Regions from separate parts of the Mus musculus genome. Here region 2 is linked to region 1. A link is a loop called in an ENCODE intact Hi-C map of the cell type or tissue named here. Cell type or tissue: left cerebral cortex. All regions are shown on one strand.

Region 1 (8,000 bases):
AGTCTTCAATACATATCTGTTGTTAGCATCAAATCGCTGTTATCTCAAAGATCTTTCCTAACTTTATTATGAAAGCTAACATCCTTTTCTTCTACTCAAGAGGAAAATAAAGGTAAAACATAACGTTCTAACAGAGGAGTTCAAACCCAAAGACTTTCCCAATGGGAGTGGCTATAAAATGCCCTTAAAGTCCATTGCATGAGGGAATAGAATTCTGGATGGAGTAAAGAGCACGACAGATTCCTACCAGCTTGAAGCAGTCTTCCTTGAAGCAATCACCAGGTGGGTGGTTTCTTCTCTGAGCAGACAAAGCAGAGTTGTCTCCTGACATTGAACACAGCCTACTAACAGGCAGGGCAGAACACAGTGTTGAGAATATTCCAGACAGGAAGTACATTTGCAATGTCTGTTGCTCTTGTCTGAAAGTGAAACACCCTTATGGGCTCATGTGTTTGAACACTTGCCCCAGGGGGTCCTGCTGTTTAAGAAGGTGGTCAAGAAATGGAACCTTGCTTAAGAAAGCTGGTCACTGTGGCAAGTTTTGAGGTTTTATAGCCTGTCCTCTCTCTGCTTCCTGACCATGATAGAATGTGGCCAGCTAGCTTCTTGCTCCTGACTCCACGCCTTCCCTGCCTGGATAGACAGTTTTGTCTTGGAGGCACACCCATCGTCCCCAATCCAGGCTTAGTCCCTCCCTCTACAGTGGAGGATCTGAGATCCAGAGAAAACAAATGCCCCCATCAGCTCTTTTTTTTTTTTTAATTAGGTATTTTCCTCATTACATTTCCAATGCTATCCCAAAAGTCCCCCATACCCTCCCCACCACTTCCCTACCCACCCACTCCCACTTTTTGGCCCTGGCGTTCCCCTGTACTGGGGCATATAAAGTTTGCAAGTCCAATGGGCCTCTCTTTCTGGGCCATCTTTTGATACATATGCAGCTAGAGACAAGAGCTCCGGGGTACTGGTTAGTTCATAATGTTGTTCCACCTATAGGGTTGCAGATCCCTTTAGCTCCTTGGGTACTTTCTCTAGCTCCTCCATTGGGGGCCCTGTGATCCATCCAATAGCTGACTGTGAGCATCCACTTATGTGTTTGCTAGCCCCCCCCCCCCATCAGCTCTTAATGGAGAAACCTGGGTAGGGGCCAGCTTTTCCAACTTACAACCCTGAGTTCTGTTCAGCACTCTTGCCACCCTTTGAGGACTCAATAATGCAGACACCACACTGAGGTTTGGAGAGTGCTGGACAACCACAGAGAGGACCAAGCGACTGTGTACTTATGAATCAAGGCCCTGTTTTCACATTTGGGCCCAGAAAAGTCATCATTTAGCATAACTAAGCCAGAGTATAACCCGGAGAGATCCTGGGTGAAAACCAAGTGCTAAAGGAGCCAGTTCCTGCTGTGAAGTAGAAAGTGCACAGTTTAAGCCTATTTGAAGCATGCACAGGCCTCAGGGCCTACACACGGCACCCGATGGCTTGAAGGAGAAGGCTGTTTGAGCTGGAAGAATGTTGTTTGGCACCAAATGTTTATTGGGCACCCAGGGTGGTAGGCCAATTATAAAATTAACACTGTTCATGTCTGCTCCGCCAAGTAGAAAGTAACTACTTTACAAAGAGACTAGGCATCCAAAATTAAACAGGGAGGGAGAACCTACTAATTCTCTCTCTCTCTCTCTCTCTCTCTCTCTCTCTCTCTCTCTCTCTCTCTCTCTCCTCTCCTCTCCCCTCCTCCTTTCTCTTCTCTTCCCCTTTCCTCTTCTTCCTTCCTTCCCCTCTTCTCTCCTCCCCTCCATTCCTCCCTCCCAGCATCATAATGCTGGTCTCAGAATCTCCAAGGCAGATGGAAGGGGTTGGGGGTGGGGAATGATAGAGAGACAGAAATAAGTTTACATCATCAAATACTTCCTCCCACTCCTCAATTGTTTCTTTTCCCTTTCTCCTTCCCTCCCTAACCCTGCATACTTGTGCCTCCCCCTCCCTCCCTCCCTCCCTCCCTCCCTCCTTACGCCACTCCTCACCCCCCCCCCCGTGTGTGTGTGTGTGTGTGTGTGTGTTTAGGTACATGTGCAGGTGTGTGGACAGGTGTGAGCACACATGAGTTCAACATCAAAAGCCTTCCACAATATTTCTCCACCTTAAATTTTTTTGAGATAGCATCTCTCACTGAACCTAGAAAAAGCTGATGAATCCAGATTGGCTGGCTAGTGAGGCCCCTGTGCTAATTCTGTCTGTACCTCCCAGAGCTGGGATGATGGGTCTGCGCTGCCACTCCCAGCTTTTGTCACAGGATGAGTGCTTACTGACTGAGCCACCCCCCAAGGCCTTCTCCTGCCACTTCTGTTAGAGATGTCAGTCTTTCCACTGTCTCCTAGGAACTGTGTCCAAGTAAGATCTGGTGAAATCAAAGGAACACCAGAGTCTGGGATATCTGAGTTTGAACCACTCCTCCATTGCTAAAAAGCTTTGTGACATCAGACAAGTTAGCTTACCTCTCTGAGGCTCCCAGTTCCCATCTGAAAACCAGGAACAAATAGACACTATTTACCTGTGGTAGCATCCTGAACAGGGAAGAGATGACACCTAGTTAAGGTTGCTGAATGCCACATCTTGCAGAGTATACATAAAACCTGACGTCAGTTGAGGGTATTTAAGATTCAAATGGAACTGGCTACATCCCCCACTTGCAGAAGGGAACCCATTCTCTCAGAAGGCTCTTGGATGAGGTATGACTCCTCCTCCAGATCGCCTTCAAATACTTTCAACTTGGGGTTCGCTTTATTATCCAATGATGAGAACCTTCCTCTCTATGCATGTTCTCTGAGTTCAGGAGGCTTGTGCTGAAATGTGGGTAACAAGGAAGTGCACCACGCGGCACAACAACCTCAATCGACATTATCACTTTCCCAAGAACCTTCATCTAGAAAGCAGGATTCCCTCTCAGCCTGTCTGCACTTCCAGCCATCTTACCACCTTCCTTTCCCTGGCTACCAGCCTCACTCTCACCCAAACTCTAAATCCCTCTCCATGTCTTACTCAGAGCAGGTTGGCTGGTTTTTCTTACTTTGCTGTATCTTCTCCCATCAATTTGGGAACTTCATCTTTTGCTTCAGAACTACTCCATGTCAAAGTATTTTCCGGAACACTCAGGCCTCTCCCTGTGCAGAGGTCTGGGGACACTAGTTACTCTGATGTATCCTCCCTGACTTGTAGACCCAAGATCAAAAGATGTCTAAGGACATATTTCTCCAGCCCTCTTTTCTCTCATGCTATCTCTTTGCCATCTGCACTGAGGCTCCATCATCCTCTGCTGCCCACTTCTCTCGACTTCCCGGAAGTCACTCCTTGTGCCACCTGAGCCAATCCCCGCAGAAGCCAGCTAGGATTGGCCAGAGACACCAACCTCATCCTTATTGGCTGTTTCATTGGCTTTTTTGGTCATGAACTTCTAAATAAGCTGTCTTAGTTAGGGTTTCTATTCCTGCACAAACATCATGACCAAGAAGCAAGTTGGGGAGGAAAGGGTTTATTCGGCTTACATTTCCATACTGCTGTTCATCACCAAGGAAGTCAGGACTGGAACTCAAGCAGGTCAGGAAGCAAGAGCTGATTCAGAGGCCATGGAGAGATGTTCTTTACTGGCTTGCTTTACCTGGCTTGCTCAGCCTGCTCTCTTATAAAACCCAAGACTACCAGCCCAGAGATGGTCCCACCCACAAGGGGCCTTTCCCCCTTGATCACTAATTGAGGAAATGCCTTACAGTTGGATCTCATGGAAGCATTTCCTCAACTGAAGCTCCTTTCTCTGTGATAACTCCAGCTGTGTCAGGTTGACACAAAACTAGCCAGTACATAAGCCCTCCCCCATCTATCTAATTCTTTTGTTCTTGCGCTGCAACCACCTCCCACCATCCCATCCCTCCCCACTTCCTTCCCAGATGCTTACTCTCTGCCCACCTCAATCCTGTACTCATGTTCCAGTCAGTAAGTAACTCCTCCCACTCCCAGTGGGCTGCCCAACCATCTCAGCATCCATTCTAACAGTTCAACCTCCCACAGGGCTGATGTGCCCTACAGACTTCTCTTCGGCTACAGTCCTCCCACAGCCCTGCTCTCATTTGAGAAACCCTTTTGGAACTCTGGCTGAACTAGGAGCTCAGGAACCCAAGCAGCTCCCATTCCTCCCTCTGTCTCTACTGGCCAGCCAGCTGCTCTAGGATCTTCATGTGGTTAATGGAGCCGTCAGCCCCTCCCCTCCCCTCCCCTCCCCTCCCCTCCCCTCCCCTCCCCTCCCCTCCCCTCCCCTCATCCCTCTCATCCTCCTCATGCATCCAACCACTCATTCATTCAGCTGGGTCCCTTACATCTCCCTTATTCCTGTGCCTTTATGTAACATCTATATGCTGGCAACTCTAAGCTTTTCATTTAAGCCCAAAGCTTTTTTTCCCTCCATTATAGGCTCATGTCTCTTGCTGCCCACTCGACAACATTTCTTCTTACTTATCTTCCAGACCTTTCATCCTTAACATATCCAGCAGAGAATTCTTACCTCCTCCCACTGTAAGGCTGTTTCTTTCCTAGTGGATTACATATTAGTAAATGGCTTCCTTACATAAGGTAGAAACAGAAGCCTCACCTTGCTCTCTCTCCTCTCTCCCCAATTCATCTGGTAGTCATGTCAGAATTACTTGATCTGAAATCTAGCCAAACCTGTCCTTTACTTCCCCATCACTGCCACCTCGTCCATCTGGTCTGTGATCATATTTTGTGTGCATGTGTGTGTGCATGACTCTGGCAGTTTGTTCTCCTCCAAATTTACCCATATCCTCCCTGATAAAAAAGTCTTAAAAGGCACACTGAGGAAGTTGTTCTCTTACAGGAGGCCAGTTAGCAATCTTCACATTCCTTATCACATTTATAAGTATTAACGGTGTTCTTTAAGCAGAAGAGAGACCGATTCATTCCATTGTTCGTAGAGGGGTGTACATGCAGCTCAGAGCAAGTGGGTCCTGGGTTGCTAACAGGTTGTGAAGTGCATCATCTGGAGAGGAGCACGAGTGTGCATAGAACATTCAGGTAAGGGTCGCAGGCTCACAAATGCATTACTAGATGACAGGTGTGTATGTGTAGCCCAAACCTGGTGGAGTCAAAGGTTACTAAACTCCCACTCTTGCTGTCCCAGAAGAATTTGTTGAAAATCCAAAGTCCTTTCATTTTTTAACTGCTCCTTTTCCAGGTCTGTCTATGAAAATGCCATGGCTTTCAGCTCCTCAAATAAAGGACCAATCTAAATCTTATTGGTCTTGGAGATTTTGACTTCTGCTTTCTTAGCTCTATGAAGCCTTTTTCTGAAGCTGACTCTTAAACTAAGCCTTAGCATGGATTTTACCTCTTCACAGAAGCCTTCTTCAACACCCCCTTTTAAGTTTGCACCTATAGATCATTAATATCATCTAGCATTTCAACCTGGGTCTCTCCTTTATAACACTTAAACTCTTTTTGTTTTTCTGTTTCTTAATTGTTTTGTGCCTGTCTCCTCCTTGAGTCATAGACCATATCTGTTAGCTCAACATTGGATTCCCTAGACTGATAACTTTATCTGACATATAGTAATAACTACTCAATAAATAATCATTGAATCAATAAATGAGTGGTTGGAAAAATGAATCTATTGATATAATATGTATTGCATGTTGGACAAAATATTATCCTTATTCTCAAGGGAAGAGCAAGCAGATAGAATACAAGCGCAATGGCAATAACATTATTTCTTCTGTGACAAGCATGGGTTAAATAGCATGAAAGCCTGGGCTGAAAGGTCATGGAGCTTCAAGCTTCAAGCACCTTCAGGATGGAGAGTTGGTCAATATGATTTTTTTAAAACTGCATTGCATTGATTTATTGGTGTGTTCATCCAAATGCAGGTGCGTGGACAGAGGTCAGAGGACAGCTTGGGGGAGTCTCATTCTATCCCGTGGGTCCTTGGGATCAAACTCAGGTCATGAGGCTTGGCCACAAGCACCTTTACCCAATGAGTCATCTCAAAAACCACAGTTAGGTTTTTTTCTTTTTTTCATTTTTAAAAAAATTAAATTGAGATCACAGTTTATTCTTGCCTTTTATCTTGAAGTCAACCCAGGTAATCGGTTGATATTAAAGATTAGAGCTAGAAATTTTGATTATCAGCATGAAATGCTGTCCTAGTATTTGTAAGAAGAAGAAGAAGAAGAAAAAAAGGTAAGATATTTCTTGTACTTGACCCTCCAAAAATTACACTGCTGTCCAATGTGCTGATTCTATGAAAGTAAAGTCACGTGTTACAAATGCAAATGAATGAATTGGATTAAGGAGAGAACAGGGGCCTCCTATCATAGAGAACCATACTGTTCTTAACGTAGAGGAGAGTCATCTCAGGCTGCATTACACTGAAGTAGCAGATGATCTGAAAACCTTAATGGCTTCCACCTCATAAACTTATTTCTTTCTATGCTACACGGATGTTATATTCTTCTTTATTTAGTGACCCACACTGAAACAGCAGCTCTGGTCAAGGATGTGTTGATGCTGAGGCAGAAGAAGAAAGAGAAATTTCGCAACTGAATGCTGGCTCTTAAAGTATATGTAAAGTATAAAATAACTTATGTGATAACATCTCATTGACCTGAGTCTATCATATGGCCAAGGCTGACATCACTGCCTCAGATATCAAAGTTCCTGCAAATAGAAAAGTAAAAAACACCAGAAAGACTGACCTGCATGTAGCTCAGACCTGCAGAGCCAGAATTTAGAATTTCCTGTACAATCCTCCACCATGGGCATGAACGAAGCAGTCATTTCCCCTTTAAGACCAAATTAATATATATTCTAATCTGTAAGTAAACATCTCTTCCTTTCTTCCAAATGCACAAGCTTAGGATAAAAATAGAGGCATTTCATATGCCTATGTGTTCTGTAAACTAGCACATACGCAAAGATGCTGGAGGTTGGCTTCAAGAATTAGAAAGGTCTTCTTTGTGTGTCATAGATGCAGATGAGAAATATATTTAGAGGCAAAGCCAGTATCTCATCCAGCATATTACTAATTATAAATTCAAGCAGACATTTGGGGAGGATGGCAGGAGCCTACCATTTAGTTAAAGCAAATGGCCAATTATAAGTTCTCCCATAACAACAACACAATACGTTTTACATAGTTTCAAATCCCGAGAGGCTAATAATGCCTGTATTCAGTAAATGATCAATAACTTTAAAAAATAAGCACACACAGATACACACTCCTATATATAAAACTTAAATATAGGCTCGGCAGAGGAAGGAGAGCACGCAGCACTTGTCTTCCTGAGCTTGGCTTATCGCATCCATTTTTTAGCAAATGTAATTATCTCACTTTTCTTTACAGCTGTATAAAATTCCATTGTGTACATGGACCATGTTTCCTTTGTCTATTCATCTGCTGCTGGGATTCTAGGCTGGTTCAATTCTTTGTGAGTAGAATAGTAACAAGCATGGTTGTGCAAGTGTCTCTGTGACGTGCTGATTCAGAGGCTGCTAGGTACATACCCAGGAGTGGTGTCGCTGGGTCACATGGAAGCATCTCTGTCAGGATCTACAGTGGCTGTACCAGCTCCTACTTTGGCAGCACAGGAGTCCTCATCTCTACCCACATCCTTGGTACCATTTGCTGCCATTTGTTGTCTTGATGCTGACCACTTTGACAAATGAATGTGAGGTAGAACCTAAAAGTAGTTTTAATTTGCATTCCCCTGATAACGAAGGCTTTCAAACACCTTTCCAAGTATTTGTTGGCTCCTTGTGCTTCTTCTGTGGGGATTTGTCTATTCAGTCCACTGGTCTATTTGTCAATGAGATGATTTTGTTGTTGTTTAATTTCTGCAGTTTTTTATACATCTAGATGCTGCTCTTCCGGTGTGTAGTTGGCAGATAGAGTTTTTCCTGTTCGATAGCTGTCTCTTCACTCTGCTGATTGTTTCATTTGT
Region 2 (8,000 bases), 310 kb after region 1:
ACTTTCTCAGCTGGACTCTCTGCAGGACCCACTGTGCAGCTGCTGTGCCTGTGGTCTCCTTTAGGGCTCTGGCTCTACATTCTGTCTGGTGGCAGGAGTCCCGCAGAGTGGTGGGCTCTCACACCAGCCACCATTCAGGATTGGGCTACTGAGTGGCTAGATACTTTGGCAAGAAGCTACAGGGATGCTCACTAGACATTCCCTCCTACGCACAGCAACTTAATGCTTGCTCTATGCCCACCAACCAACAGCACTCTTGCTTCTGCTGGTTAATTTATAGCCACTCGGGGATACGCATTTGCTGGGCTCTTTTATCATTCGTAACTTTGTTCTGTCAGTAATATCTGTCATTCTTCGCAGCTCAGTAAGCTCTTTCAAAACCAAGATATCTCTATTTCTAAATGGAATCTGAGATGAATTTTGATAAACATGCATCCTGTATCTTAATAAAAAAGGGATTTCCGCCCCCCTAACTACCTGCATATATAAATGCTCAAAAAGTTGCTGAAACCTTCCTTTGCATTAGGTGAAAATTCAATGTCAAAATAATATTAAAAATACACAAAACCGTAGGAAATTGTTTTAACCGTGATGTGATAAATAATAAATCAGAATAAATCAGAGATACAAGTTACTCTGCGATTATGGGTTTTCTCTATTCTTTAAGTTTCTCGCCTGTTCCACATCAGTGGATCGACAGCTCTTTAGTTTAACAATTATGCACGGAGGCAATCTTGTTAGGACTTGATAAAACACTGTCACTGCCTTTGTCACTGCCATGCAGAGATGCCACAGTAAAAACTGTAACACACCAAGCTGCCGTGCAGCCAGGCAATGTCCCCAAAAATGAAGTTCAAAGTCAACTAATGGCTCCAATGTATTTCTGAGTGCTTGAGGGCAAATATGGGAGCTATAACACCTAAACTACTCTGTTTGTAGGCGGACATCTATAATTATGGCTCAGGACAACTTTGAGCTTGCTTGGCTGGCACAGTAACTGTCTTGACCCCTCTGGATTCTAATGTACTTCCAATGCTGAATCTTTCCCCAAAACCAAATGCTTCATTCTTATAACATCTTCTCTGCCAAGGACAGCCATCACTCCATCTCCTTACGGAGTATTTACTTACATATTCAGTTCAAATTTACAGTGCCTGGCTTGCAAATGAAATGCCTCTTAGAAGAAGAATACCATACCATTGTGGGAGATAAATCAAACAACCACTTCTTATTTTAACACACACTGGAAATCACACATTTCTGAAGCATTATGTAGGTTCTGTGAACAACAGACATGTTCTACCCTGCTCGATACATTTCCTTGGCTACCACACAAACTAACCCAGAATTGCTTTCTTTGGCAAAGGCTCCTTCCTGAGGCATCCAATTCTCCCCTTTGTTTCTATAAAAGAATGTGATGCTTAGGAGATGGTGAGGCTGGGTGGGGAGCCTAACGTTGGAGGACACTTTCCAAAAGGAGCTTTAGGAACGGCTTCATGAACGTCACCATCTCATTATGACAGGGTCATTGGGCTGAGCTGAAACCTCAAGGGAAGATGACTGTCAGCAACAGGATTCCCTTCTGGAGACCATGCTGCTCCCTTCCGCCGCCACCAATGACGTCTACTGATCCCTGCTAAGTCAAGGAAAGAAGGGATTTTTGAGTGGCCTGGGACGGTTAGCATGGTATGGGATCTCACAGACCACTGGCCTTGCTTGCTGCTATCTTAGGGGCAGGAAAGAGACTGGGGGCTAAGTCAGTAGCTATAAGTGATGGGTAACAGTACTGAGAAGTTCTGTGTCTATAAATTCAGGCTTGATTTCTACACTTGAGCTTCTCTGGTCTGCGCACTTTGCTAAGATATTTGCAGTTTGAGATGGATTTCAGCTGCAGAGGAGGACGAGAGGCTGAGCAAAGCTGGCAGTTTGTTCATGCAAGGCAAGGCCAGCCACCCCCCACCCAACCCCCACACCTGGTTGCTACCAGCACCACTCAGTAGGTCTGTCCATAAACTCTCCTGAGCTTTTCACTCAGTAAGTCTTCAAGTTACCCTTGTGGCTCACAAAGGGCAGCAAAAGAAAGGACCAAGTGCCGGGAGTCCTGAGGAAGGGTCCCCCCAGCTCCCCGCTCGATGTCCAGGAGGCACCATGGAGGGTAAACAGAGCAGGGCCAACCACAGCCCCCACTTATTGTCTGCAGATTTTCTTCCTTGCTTTCTTGATGAAACTGTCAGTCTTCATCATGGTGCTAGCCATCACACGCATGCGGAGCGGCTTGAAAGGCATCTGATAAAGAGAAAGCCTGTGCTCTCCTGTCCCTGAGCCCCTCTTTCGAGTCAGTTACCAGTGATAAGGTTGTGCATTCTGACTTGTACCAAGTACAAGAAATCTGACTTGGCAAGTCAAACTGCCACCATCTCAAACGGACAAGTGGGGCTCAGGACAAGCACAGCTCCAGGGCCGCAGTCTGTGAAGCCACATGCAGGTAGGATTTGGGACACAGCTTGTTCCTGCTGGCTGTGCTGACCAACCAGAGGTGAAAATATCTGGGCATGAGTTTCCTTGCACTGTCTGGTTCAAGGCTGTGCTCTACCTTGCCAGGCCCCTGAGACTGGACTCCCAAGGATCATTCCTCGGCCCGAACACAAACAGTGCATTTCTGGCCACATAATGGCATTCAGGCCAATTCTAAAGAGAATCAACCAGGGGGTTGAGTCTTGTTCCTGTATAACTTGACATGGCAAGATACAGACCTCAAGTGGTAACGACTCTCAAGATGCTCCCAAGTCACCAGCACGCAAGCTCCTAAGAGCTGCCATTTCTTCCCAGGGTAGCGATCCCCCAACAGCTCTCCCTGACCAACTGGGCAAACAAACACTCGAGCTGCGGCAGGGCCTGTTGGCTGCTTTCATAGGTCCTCCGTTTTCATTATTCAGGTCTCCTAAATTGCAAACCATTCAAGGGCAAAGTGAGGTTTATGCTCCCAATTAGTTATTCTGGAAAACTAGGAGCTGTACCACACTTTAGAAAGGAAAACTGCTTAGTACATACTCTGTGGGGGCCTCCTAACAGCAGGTGATTCCACACACCATATGCCATTCAACAGCTAAAGGCACCGAGGGGAGCACAGGGTAGCGCTCGAGCTTCAACTCTGACTCCAAACCACAGAAGCCAGGAACTTCAGCTGCAGAACTGCAAAGTCGAGTGAGATTTGAGATGCTCTGAGACCTACAGAGCCACGTGACCTGCAGCATCTGTCACAAGCCTTGGCTCAACTGGCCCTGTGCAGAGCTGTGGCTGGGCCCACTCGCACTGGGGACTGAGGAGAAAAGCAGGGGTCTCTCTGAACCCAGATGGGACCTGTAAGGAACAATGCCTCCACTCCAGTGTCTTAGAAAGTCGGCTGCAGTAAAATAGGTCATTTGTCAAGCAGTTATTTACTGTATTTTTCCTGCTGGAAATTATGCCTTCTGCTAGGGAAGTTCAGGCGACCAAAAGGATCTGTAGAAAAGTGTGCAGTCGTCAACTCCCACTATTTCCTTCTCTTCAAATTCATCCCAAAAGGGACATGCATTTAAGTAGCACAGCAGGCCAGCATGACCAAAATGACAGCGCTCTTTCCAATTTATACTTCTAAAAGAGAATACGCAGACACACAATAACAAAAGCCTTTAGTCTAGATTTCATATCAGACAATTTGATGAATAGTAGCCTAAAGGGCAACATATTTATAAGTTTTAAGTCTCTCCTGCAACACAAACTGTCCTGATTTATCCCTATGAGAAAGGCAGTTCTGAGAGCTACTCTACGGCATTTATTATTTTACAGAGGGGCGGAAAACGTTGATTCAGCCCTCAATCTGCCACTGCTAGGGTTATAAATGCTGGTGAGAGACCAATGCTGATGTCTATAAATATTAATCTCTTTGGTGTAAGTTCTCGAAGCCCCTTCTCGCGTCTTCCAGAACACACCCCACACCCTACATACACACTCTTCCTGAAGTCTATAGGATTTGCTTTTTTTGGTTAAAATCTTAAAAGGAATGGAGAAACTGCCTCTTTCTTATTACAGAGCAGGTAGCTGGCGGCCCAGTGAAGCTCAAGTCAGAGCTTACTAAAAAAGAAAACTGCCAGATGACACCTCTTCAGCCAGTTGAGAATCAGGAACTCTTACATGTCGTATGTTCTCCTGACTCTCAACTTTACAATCCCCACTTCAAAGTTATACATACACACACACACACACACACACACACACACACACACACACACACACACATACACACACATATTTATTTATTATGGTGGTGGGGATTGAAGCCAGGGCTACACAATGTTCATCACACATGCTGTACCACTGAGTGACATCCTTGGTCTTAAATAAAAACTTTGGTATGGGATATGCTCTAAAAGTATTAAGCTCATTTATTTAAAATTATCTTTTTACCCTGGATTTTTGAGGTCAAGACAACCCTGTACTTTCTCTAAAATCCAGCTCATTCCATTTATGGCAGTTAATAAATCATTTTGGGGGGTACACCTCGAGTCACTGCTTACCTCAGCTAACTGTGAGCCACTGGGAGTTTATTCATTAGCAGGAAGGAAAAACATCTGAACGCAACCACCAGATTGTGTTTGTGTACAGTGTCAAAGTGAACTGCTCATTAGCATTGGTGAGAAACATTCTACTCACCAAAGGGTATTCAGTCAACCTGGGGAAGGGATGGAGGGCTAGGAGCCAATGTGCTAATTCGGTCTCCTGAGTGAAGCTCCAGTGACAGGCCCTTCCATCTCACCTCCTTGGGTGAGAGATGGATGCCCTCCTAGGAAGGAAAGGTCCTGGATACCTTCTTACAAGTCAATGCTAAGTTGCTAAACTGAGTTCTGCATATAAGATCTGGATACAGTCAGCCATGGTTTTGTACCGCCATGTAGTATTTTAAGGGCTGCTGCATATCACTGTATTATCAGAGGTGAGCAGACTTTATAACCTTTTCTAGTCCGAGGAGTACTGTTCAGAGGCAGAGACTCTCAGGGGATTCTCTATAACACGAAGAAACTAAGAATTCTTTTAGGGCAGTTTTGAGGAGTTTCACTGCTACCATTCTTGGCTAATTTTGAAAAATGCTTGGTATAAACATTCCATGTGCTGGTTAGACTGGCTGCCAAAGAACCACTGAGATGTGGTATTCCATGTGGATATGCATCTTTAATTAGTCTCAATAGATTCTGTATGTATTCAACATTAATCTATACCACCTGTCGCAGCCTAAGAGCATGAAAATGCTTCTTCCTAGCCACTCTTCCATAGAAAGTGACTCTGTGCCTTCCTCCAATAAATTCTGAAGGCCTTCTGAAAGGTCTTAAATGTTAGTTTAACATCACCCCCCCACACACACACACACATACACACTGGTTCGTTATAGATTTTTAAAAAGAAACTTGCAGTGACTATGGCTGCATGATTTTGTTAAAGGCAATAGAAGGCAGTTCACAGATGCATTATTAAAACCCCGACCTGAGATACAAGCTGGAGGCTCCCCCTAGCATTTTAATTATAAGTCTGTGCACTCCTCACATCTCTCATACCTCAAAACCCACGAATTAGATTTGGCTGCAGCGTTTCTCCAAATTTTGAAGCCCAGCTCAGGTGTCAGATAACTACCTACCCCTGTTTGTGTGCTTACTATGATAAACAGTTTCCCTGCTCCTCTTCCCTAATTTTTTCTTCCTTACCAATAGCTTCCTTGGCTTTGGGATTTGGTCAGGTGGCCACAATTCCATCCACTTAGGAGTAAGAGGCAGAGGTAGCAGAGTCGTCGAGAATTTATCTATCAAGTCTGGGACCCTTAGTTTGATCACTAGCAATGCCCACACACCCCTTAAAACCAGACGAACAAAACCAGGAGTCTGCTGTGATGGTGTAAGGCTGTGGCTAGGAGTAGGAGGCCAAGAGCAGAAGGCTTGGAGGCTAGCCTGAACTACACAGTGAGACCATGTCTCAAAAAAAGCCACTTAATAGTACTTGTGTGAACGTATAATGCCATAGCTTAGCCTTAAATACAAACCCCCAAACCAAACCAAACCATTAACTCCAAAAAATTCAGCAAATGCTGCTTCCTAGTATCAATGTGAAAAGGAGAGACCCCATGATGCTGACAAGTATTCAATAAGAGTTTCTGAGAAATATTGAAGCAGAAAATAAGAACATTCTTTTAAGTCCCATAGAAGAGACTAATTAGATTTAGTTCTCTCTCCTTTCTTTCTTAAGGAATTTGTTCATTCTTTCATTTATGGGCGTTTTGTGTACATGTGTGTTCATGCACCATGTGTTTACAGTGACCTTGGAGGCCAGAAAAGTATGTAGGGTCTCCTGGGACTGGAGTTACAGGCAGTTTTGAACTGCTCTGTGGGTACTAGGACTCAAACCCAGGTCCTCTGCAAGAGCAGCCAGTGCTCTTACACGTGGACCTGTCTCTCCAACTGCCTAGTCTATTTCCTCAATAAAGAAACAGCATCAGGACCTTTTCCTGTGGAAAGAGAGAACTTGAACTTCTCACTGATACTAGCCAGTAGTAGACCTGGAGCCACAGCAGGCTTCTGTCTGGAAAGTCACCCAGCTGTCTGTCTGTCTGTCTGTCTGAGCATGCGTCGGCCTTACCAGACTATAAGGCTCTATCTCCCACAAGGAAGGCTAAAGAACAGAACTGTTTTTCTCTAGGAAGCCATCTACTTTATGACAATAAACACCTCAAAATATATAAAGGACATTTCTACACCACATACTAGAATAGCCAGGATATAAAACCAAAACAGGAAAAAAAAAAAAAAGGAAAATAAAACTAAGCTAAGCTTGCCCACAGTCAATGGACTACAATGTCGTTGCTGCTTAGACAGTCTGCCTGCACTGTGGTGGTGGTTTATCATCGGGCTATCACACTGAATTCAGAAACATCTCTTAAATGTTCCTCATTAACTGAACACATTATTCAATTCTCTGCTAAATTTCAAAAAAGCTCTTTTAACTAGAAATGAGAAACAAGAAGCCATCCTGGATATCAGTTTGATAATTAAATGGGTTCGACAGTGTTTCAAAGACAGAGGGAAAATGAAACTCACTGATCTTTGCTACTGAAAGCATTGTGATTTTTATCACATATTTAACCAAAGGACTAGGTACCTTAAATGCTGGTTACAAAAATAAATTGTGTTTGGTTTTTAATTAAGTCTTTATCTTTGTGTAAAAAAAAAAATTTAAAAACTCAGGCCTGGGGGTTTAGATTGTCATTTTACACAAAAGTAAATGGTAAATGCCTTTCTACACGCAAAGCCATTAGATATAATTATGCAAGAAGTAAATCGTGTATCACACTAGAAATGTCATTTGGTTTTACAGTTATAAACTCATCAACATTTATCAAAAAAACATCGCCTGGAGAAAGAATGAGATGGCTGTGGCTTGTGACAAATTCAATAGCATCTTTGAAATGAATGAAAAGGAACGCCACCATAAACACACTGGCGTGGTAAAGGGGTGGTCTGGGGTCTCATCCCCACGTGGTAGAAGGCATTCTCTCTTCTAGGAAAGGACCCAGCTACAGAACATTTTGGTGGGGCTTCAAGGCCTATTTTCTTCCCCATACCTCCAACCCCATGCTTTTAAACACCAACATAAGGTGCGCATAATCCCAGCCACCCTCTGCAGAGCGAGGGCCGTGTGAATTCATCTAGATGAGCTTTAGGGTTGGGTTTCAATTGCTTATTCAGCCACAGCCTTGGTGCTTCTTGGTAATCTCTTAATGGAGTTCTGTTCAAATGGAAACCCAGGGACTATTCCTGCCAGGTTCCCGTTTGACGACGGGGGTTTGTTTCGTATTTCTTGCTCTGAGTCACAGAACAGCGCAGGTGCTTAAGCACGAGCACGAGGCTCTGCCAGCACACTGTGTTAACAGCTCTCCTCTCTGAGTGCCGTTTCACTACCCACATCAATCTGGTAGTTAT

What was found. Peaks named below come from ENCODE experiments on the same cell type or tissue, not always from the same donor. Only the 100,000 strongest peaks of a DNase experiment are listed, where the experiment ranks them.
Region 2: it touches region 1 in a loop (8-fold over the local background); 3 of 42 quality-filtered maps call a loop at or near these places.

What each region holds. Positions count from the first base shown.
Region 1 is chr9:48,069,308-48,077,307 of GRCm38, reverse strand. No RefSeq gene overlaps it. Among named protein-coding and RNA genes, the nearest start is that of Gm40518, 85 kb to the left of the region's middle. In left cerebral cortex, no CTCF peak of the experiment used is centred here; DNase peaks (open chromatin) are centred at 4,024, 4,556, 6,977, 7,497 and 5 more places; H3K27ac peaks cover 6,374 bases.
Region 2 is chr9:47,755,209-47,763,208 of GRCm38, reverse strand. The region is part of intron 1 of Cadm1 (cell adhesion molecule 1); the gene reads right to left. Among named protein-coding and RNA genes, the nearest start is that of Gm10677, 59 kb to the left of the region's middle. In left cerebral cortex, no CTCF peak of the experiment used is centred here; DNase peaks (open chromatin) are centred at 3,488, 3,897, 5,215, 7,911 and 3 more places; H3K27ac peaks cover 5,968 bases.